2 separate regions of the Mus musculus genome follow, and region 2 is linked to region 1. Evidence: chromatin contacts called from ENCODE Hi-C or POLR2A ChIA-PET data. All regions are on one chromosome and are shown on one strand. The core of a region is the stretch at or near the end of the contact, and the rest is flanking DNA. Distances in the headings are between cores, read along the strand shown.

Evidence for each region. A loop is a pair of places that touch in the nucleus more often than their neighbours do. ChIA-PET counts read pairs that join two places held with the same protein, here RNA polymerase II (POLR2A).
Region 2: a map of T-helper 17 cell shows a loop between it and region 1 (3-fold over the local background). The contact joins the promoter of Zfp868 here to the promoter of Atp6v1b2 in region 1. A Hi-C loop is called at or near these places in 1 of 37 maps with a recorded cell type or tissue (T-helper 17 cell). POLR2A ChIA-PET finds 5 or more read pairs at or near these places in 1 of 5 experiments (embryonic stem cell).

The regions. Positions count from the first base shown.
Region 1 is chr8:69,086,731-69,090,804 of GRCm38, reverse strand. Atp6v1b2 (ATPase, H+ transporting, lysosomal V1 subunit B2) reads right to left here and starts at 2,069. Exons shown (of 14, transcript NM_007509.3): 1 at 1,877-2,069. The coding sequence starts at 2,012. Slc18a1 (solute carrier family 18 (vesicular monoamine), member 1) reads left to right here and starts at 1,583. Exons shown (of 17, transcript NM_153054.2): 1 at 1,583-1,824.
Region 2 is chr8:69,623,293-69,627,299 of GRCm38, reverse strand. It overlaps Zfp868 (zinc finger protein 868), which reads left to right and starts at 1,752. Exons shown (of 5, transcript NM_172754.2): 1 at 1,752-1,865.

The DNA.
Region 1 (4,074 bases), core at 820-3,319:
TAGAATTTTTAATAATCCTGAAGTTGTTTTAAAACAGGATCTGATTTTCACAGGGCAACTGCCAAAATTACTCCAAAGAGTGTGTATCAATTAATTATAATTATTTTGATAGTATCATCAAACTTTAATAATAAAAAATTGAGTTAATATTTAAATTTGACTAAAAATGTGGCAAAAATAGTAAAAGATGATATTTAAATGCAGTATACCAACTCCCTTTTAAAAACCCTATCCATATTAAAAAAAAAATACACGCTTAACTATTAGGACAAATTGAATTCCAAGTTATAGGATTTACAGAGCACTTCCTAAGTCAGACACTGTGAACTTGGGGATACAAAGATGCAACTTTTAGAGACAGCTTAGTCAGCAGAATCCTCCTATGAACAAACTCTTCAAATATTGGCCAAGCACATGGATATGGTGGAGAAACACTACTCATCCCTGAAGGGCTTAAGACCTTCGCCATGGAGTAGTCGACACTCCCTGAATTGGCTCTGAATGACTTGTTATATGGAAAGAGACTACTATAACCTTGTAACATTTTTCCCTTAGAAGCCACACCAGTGTCTATGTGCTCTGCTCAGAGCAAAGCATACATATCAAATGCAATTCTAGAGATTCTGTAATTCTCAGGTATAAATCTGTCAGTTTTCCCGACGTTTCCTTGGGCTCACATGAACCCCTAACAGGCATTCTCTAATTTTAACAATTATTCTAAAAAAATGCTTAAAAGGCACACCTCAGCAATCCACTCTCCAATGTGTGTGTGTGTGTGTTTTTTTTTTCCCTTCCCCTCGCTGCAGTGTTATCACATGACCCACTGACAGCTCAGGACAGGATTAGTCAGGCTGGAGGGCGCCTAGCTAAAACCCTTCAGCTGAAACGCTTTTAACCAATGAGCCACCCACAGAGCCAAGCTGCCAATTAACCTGTGCAAATGGAACCTTATTTTCAGGAAAACAACAGATACTTAAAAAAGAGGAAAAAAAAAAGTCTTCTTTCAAAGCTCTCTGCCTGGCTTTAAGGGAGCCGTGAAGAGGTTTGATTCTATACAACCGAAAGCTTCAGCCAACAAGAGCCATTTGGGAATGACTGGCTTGTCTAAACATGGCTTATTGAGGTCTTTTATGATCACTACACTTAAGCCTATGAACATAACAGTGGAAAGCAACCTTCCATTTAACTGCGTTTGGTTAGCTGGTCAGTAAACGAATAAACAACAGAAGACCAAGCAAAGGATTAAGAAACTCGATTTTTGGTTCCTCTTTTCCCAATAATTAGATGTCTGAAGCCAGGCATGGCTTCTCCTTTCCAGAACCTTAGGCGTCTCGCCTGTAAAACGAGAGGGTGGGACTGCACGACTAGGGTATTTTTCAGCTCTAAGGTTCTCCGGTATCTAGGTGTCCTCCAGTGAAGCGGTTCCCTACAGAATAAGCCACATCTCCCTCTAGCCGCGGGGCCTGCCCACATCAGCGATGACATTACACCTTCTGCACGGTCCACCTGCCCAGAGGTCCACGGGGCAAAGGGGGACGGAGTAGGCGTTCCCTCGACCCGAAGACATTTAAATGAGGCCAGGAGCAGATGAAGACAGTGACAAGAAGTGGCCCTCAGAGACAGACCAGTGTCTGACAATACCCAGAGAACTCGGAGCGGGTAGGGCAATCATCAGGAGCCCACTTAGCCCATGGGAAGGTTCCAGTCGGTGCTCTCACGCTCGGCCCACCGAAGTCACGGAAAAGCTCACGCAAAGCTGGAGAGGTGCTTGTGAACTGAGCGATGGGGGAAATGAATCCCATTCCCTCCCCGCTGGCTGAACAGGTGAGAGCACAAGCCAAGGGCTTGGTGGACACGCTCACTTTCCCGTACTCACTGAGACGAGGCTGGGATAGGTAGTTCCGGCTCACCGCCAGCGCCTGCTCCCGAGCTCCGGCCATCGGCCCACCGGTGGGCACGGGCAGTTCGGGTGCGGCCCCGTTCACGATTCCCCGCATCGCTCGCAACGCCATCTTGTCTCCTCCGTCCCGACTGGCCCCGCAGCAGCGCGGCGCAGGCGCACATATAGCAGGGAGGCCCGTGCGGCCGGCCCCACCCATGCGCGCTTCGAAGCTGCGGCAGAGGCCCCGCCCTCTCGGCGGCGCCCCGCCCCCAGACTCGTGACTGGAGCTCTGCGGGGGCGGTGCAGGGTGCGCGCGCATGCTAGGCGCATAGGGAGCTGACCAGAGTGCTGGGAGCGCGGATCTGAGGCTGGGAGCGGGAAAAGAGAAGCGAAAGGGGCCAGAGGGCAAAATTGACACAAGAGAGAGGATTCACGAGAAAAAGAAAGATTCATTGGAATGTAGGGAAGGAAGAGATAGGAAAACGTGCATAAGAAAATACAGACAACTGAGGTTCATAATCAAGCTGTGGAAAACACCTTGGAAAGCAGAAGATAGAAAACCTAGTCCCATGATTGGTAACTTTGTGTCGAAATTTATTTCAGTTTATCCTACTACCAAGTTCTTTTTTTTTCGTGGATCTTTTCGAACAGACTTGGCTTTCTTGCATATCCGAAGAGTATATGGTGTGGAAGACCACCTTAGGAACAGATTGGAAAACCAGTTAAGAGGTTAGAACGCACAAAGGGTTCTAGTTTCTTTTCTTTGGCTGTGATAAAATTAGCTAGCGGTTGGCTTGGTGTGATGGCGCAAGCCTTTAAACGCAGCACTCAGGAGGCAGAGGCAGGAAGGTCTGAGTTCCAGGGCAGCCAGAGCTACATAGTGAAACTATGTTTCAAAACAAAAAAAACAAAAAGAAAAACCAGCCTGTGAGAAACGAACAACACAGTAAATTGATTGTTGTTCTCTTTACAATATAAGAACAGAAGAGGAAAACAAGAACTTTGCTATGACGGAGCAACATACTGAAAAACTTCTTTGTGTTAGTTCCCCATAGATTTGTTGATAAATACACAAGAGGATGTCTAGACTGGCCTTCGGTAAGGTTTATAACTTATCAGTTTGGGAAGCATGGATCTTTGCCTCATTCACAAAATTACTATGTTGTTGTTTTGTTTTTAAAGATTTATTTATTTGTATGTATGTGAGCACACTGTTACTGTCTTTAGACACACCAGAAGAGGACTTCGGATCCCATCATGATGGTTGTGAGCCACATGTGGGTTCTGGGATTTGAACTCAGGAAGATCAGCCAGTGCTCTTAACCGCTGAGCCACCTCTCCAGCCCAATTACTATGTTGTTATAAAATTCCCTTTGGGCTATATATGTGAGGTATGTATGGAATATAAATGAGTTTTATCTATAGACTTACAGCCTATATACAAGACATATTATGTAAATATTTCACAATTAAAAAAAAAAGAAATTTGAGAGGCTGGAGAAATGGCTCAGTGGTTAAGAGCACTGACTGCTCTTCCAGAGGTCCTGAGTTCAGTTCCCAGCAACCACATGGTGGCTCACTGATGATAAGTTATAAACCTTACTGAAAGCCAGTCTAATGGGGTCAGATGCACTCTTCTGGTGTGTCTGAAGACAGCTACAGTGTACTCATATACATAAAATAAATAAATCTTTTAAAAATCTTTTTAAAAAAAGGCAAAATAAGAAATTTGAGATCTAAAGCATTCCTGCTCCCAAGCATTTCAACTAAAAGTCAGTCAGCTGATGTTACAAATGAAGTAAATGTAGCCAGGTTACCTAAGTCTACTTTGAGTGCATCTCAGGTCCCTATGTAACAATCCTTCAATCCTCGATAAAATTGCTGGAAGTATTAAAAGAGGTAATTGAATGTAAACAGAGAGTTCTATATAGTTCTTTTTTAAAAAGTGAATCCTCTAAAGATTTATTTATTTATTTTAATTATATGAGCATACGGTCACTGTCTTCAGACATATCAGAAGAGGGCATCAGATCCCATTACAGATGGATGTGAGCCACCATCCACCATGTGGTTGCTGGGAACCTTTGAAAGAGCAGTCAGTGCCTTTTTTTTTTTTTTTTTTTTTTTAGATTTATTTATTATTAAACACAAGTACACTGTAGCTGACTTCAGGTGCACCAGAAGAGGGCGTC
Region 2 (4,007 bases), core at 503-3,002, 540 kb before region 1:
AGAACTCAAGAAGTTAGACTCCAGAGAACCAAATAACCCTATTAAAAATGGGGTACAGAGCTAAACAAAGAATTCTTAACTGAGAAATACTAAATGGCTGAGAAGCACCTAAAGAAATGTTCAGCATCCTTAGTCATCAGGGAAATGTAAATCGAAAGAACCCTGAGATTCCACCTCATACCAGTCAGAATGGCTAAGATCAAAAACTCAGGTGACAGCAGATGCTGGAGAGGATGTGGAGAAAGAGGAACACTCCTCCATTGTTGGTGGTATTGCAAGCTGGTACAACCACTCTGTAAATCAGTTTGGCAGTTCCTCGAAAATTGGACATAGTATTACCTGAGGACCCAGCTCTACCACTCCTGGGCATATAACTAGAAGATACTCCAACATGTAAGAAGGACACATGCTCCACTATGTTCATAGCAGTCTTTTTTATAAGAGGTAGGAGTTGGAAACAACCCTGATCCCTGATTTGAAGATTTGATCCTTCAAATCTGGAATGGATTCAGGAAATGTGGTACATTTACACAATGGAGTAGTACTCAGCTATTAAAAACGAATTCATGAAATTCTTAGGCAAATGGATAGAACTAGAAAATATCATCCTTAGTGAGGTAACCCAGGTGCAAAAGAAAACACATTTTATACACTCACTGATAAGTGAATACTAGCTCCAAAGCTCCAAATAACCAGGATACAAGTCACAGACTGCATGAAGCTCAGTAAGAAGGAAGAACAAAGTATGGTTGCTTCGGTCCTTCTTAGAAGGAGAACAAAATATTCACAGGAGCAAATATGGAGATAAAGTGTAGAGCAGAGACTACAGGAAAGGGCACTCAGAGTCTGTCCCACCTGGGGATTCATCCCAAATACAGTTACCAAACCCAGACACTACTGTGGATGCCAAGAAGTGCATGCTGAAAGGAGCCTGATATGGCTATCTCCTGAGAGGCCCTGCCAGATTCTTACAAATACAGAGATGGATGTTGGCAGCCAATCATTGGACTGAGCATGGGATTCCCCAATAGAGGAGTTAGAGAAAGGACTGAAGTAGAGGATGGCCTTGTCATGCATCAATGGAAGGAGAGGTCCTTGGTCCTATGAAGGCTCGATAGATGCCCCAGTATAGGGGAATTGATGGCTGGGAGGTGGGAGTGGGTGTGTGGTTGGGTGGAGTAACACCCTCATAGAAACAGGGTGAGGAAGAATGTAATAAGGTGTTTCTTGGAGGGAGGGAAACCGGGAAAGGGGATAACATATGAAATGTAAATAAATATCCAATAAAAAAGAAAAGAAAAAAAATGGCTTTAGGCACATTGACTGAGGCGGACTACGAGTTTGAGGCTCTTGTACACAATAAAGGAAGAGTCTCAACAAAAATATTCTGAAGAAGCTATGGTACAGTGCCCCCTGAACTGTCATCACCAAACACTAGTTTGGTTCTTTCAGCGGACTTGTCCCTAGGTAAGTCAGAGTCACAAAACTGGCCTGACATCGTTAACTATTTTCACTGGTCAGGGTCCTGGAATCATTCAGTAGGGCACACCTAGAGGTACACAAGAGCCATGAACCTATGTTGACACCTGCTGGCCACCGCAACACTAAACAATGGGCTCTAGACTCACAGCCTAAGGAACTGCAAGAGGAGCTACTCCTGTCACTCAGATCACCTAGAGCAGTTCTAACCAATCAGGAGCTACAGACAGGTTGTCCAATCAGAAGCTTCTAGGAGGCGGGGGGGCGGGTTCTTTTCGGCCGCCATGTTAGCTAAAGGTTCTTCACCGAAACTGAGGAAAGCCGTTGTGGGAGCCAGTGCTTGGAGCTGTGTGGGGGAGCGCGGGTGAGCTCGGAGCCTGGCAATGGTGAGCGAGGGCCGCTGTCCCCTGATGGGAGGAGCGGCCGGCTGGGCTGCGGGAGCCGGGGTGGTGGGTCCTCCCTGGGGTTGGGGCAGTGAACGCGGGGACGTCGGGGCTGCGACCTGGGCCTCCGCCTGCGGTCCGTAGGTACTTCCGCCCTGATCCTCTTGGCGTCAGCGCTGAGCGGGAGGTCCCGCCCTGCGGGGGGCGGGGGATGGGCGGAAGCCAGTACGCGGATGACGTCACGATCCGGGCTGGCGGGGACGTCCTGCTTTTGGTGGTGCGCTGAAGGCTGCTTGCTAGACTAAGGCTGTCTAGGTTCTTTGTGCTGTCTTCGAGAAGTTCTGAACTTTGCTTTCCACATGTAAGTGTGGCAACCTCTTTAGGTTAATTTTACGACATTTGTAAAGTCCAGTGAGTTTCTTTGCAAAGATGTTTAAAACCAGCTCTGGGAAAGATGACTTGTCTCCTTGAATTTATTTTGTTCTTCGGTCAGACATCCTTTGATTATATTTTTGTTTTTATTTCTGCTTATGCATTTGTGGGCTTGTTAATTTTTCTTCCCTCAAATAGTGCATTGTTTTGCGTACCGAGGTTCGCCGAGAACTGTTAGTCAGGAAGCATTGTAGTCGATTCTTCTGTATTGTGTTCACCATTCTGGTCCTTTTCTTCATTTCCACACAACCTTTATTTCTTGTTTATTTTAGCATTTTTATTGGAAGTATGTTGAACTACTAGTTTAAACTGAGAACATGAGCATACTATGCTAGAAATAAGATAGACACATTTGTATCTCCCCAAAGTATCAAATATTTTTGAATAACAATAAACTTAAAAGGTTTTGATGGCAGCAATTTGCCAAGTGATTTCACTTACATTTGTAATTAGGACAAGGTTAATGTGGGTTTTATTCTAGTCTTTTTTTTTTAAGATTTATTTATTTTATGTATGTGAGTACACTTTCGCTCTCTTCAGACGCAATGGAAGAGAGCATCTGATCCCATTACAGATGGTTGTGAGCCACCATGTGGTTGCTGGGAATTGAACATAGGACCTCTGGAGGAGCAGTCAATGCTCTTAACCACTGAGCCATCTCTCCAGCCCTTCTTTTAGTTTTAATTGTTAATATTAATTCTCATGTCAAAGCACACAGTATATCTCTGCATATATTTAGTTTATAAAATGAATACTTAGAAGTAGGCTGAGAGAAATGTAGGTAGAGTTTGTCCTGATATGAAAAGGAACTCAAAACAATTGTGCCACAGGGAGCGAGCCTTTGATGAAGTCACAGAGAGGACTCAGGCTTGTCAGCCATGCTGCTTAGTTCTAGATAGAAGGCCCTGAGAGCAGGCAACTGTGGGCTCAGGTCCAGGTCTGGATAGGGACTAGGTGGAAGGCCAGGCAGGTGAGTAGGTGAGTCATGGGGCCTATTGAAACCTCAGGGACAAAAGTCTCTACTTGTCCTTTCTTCATCTATATACTAGTTATCAGACGATAGGATGGTTTGGGGTCAGACATCCTAGTGCTAGTAGGTGTCTATCAATTTAAGAGGCCAGGAGAGGGATTTATGCCCTTCCCTGGTTTCCCTGATAGCATTGTAATACATGCCCATCTAGTCTCAACTCACCCTGATAAACTTACAGAGTAGCCCTCTTTCTGTTCTCAGGAACAAGCCTGTGATATCTGGCTGAACAGATAGTATTGTTTGTGCATGTACCAAGGGGCTGGAGTCATTCTCTTTCCTCAAAATGGAGTCAAATGGAGTCACTCAGGGCAAGGCATTGTCTGGAAAACCACTGTTTTCTCACAGTATGGAGTAACTTGGGACAGGACACAGCCGACTGTGCCCTTCAACACTTCACGTCCAGGATCCTGCAGTAGCACTTGCTTTATTAGGTTCATTGCTTTCATTGGTGATTTGAAGTGTGAGGCTGGAGAGCTGGCTTAGTGGTTAAGAGCACTGCTGCTCTTGTAGATTGATTTCCAGTGACCACATGGTGGCTTAAACCGTTCTGTAATTTCATTCCAAGGAGATATGAAGCCCTCTTCTGGCCTTCGTGGGTACCAGGCATGCATGTGGTGGAAGCAAAACACCCATACATGTAAAATACATAATTTAAAAAAAAAAAGAAAGTTATAGTTAATGTC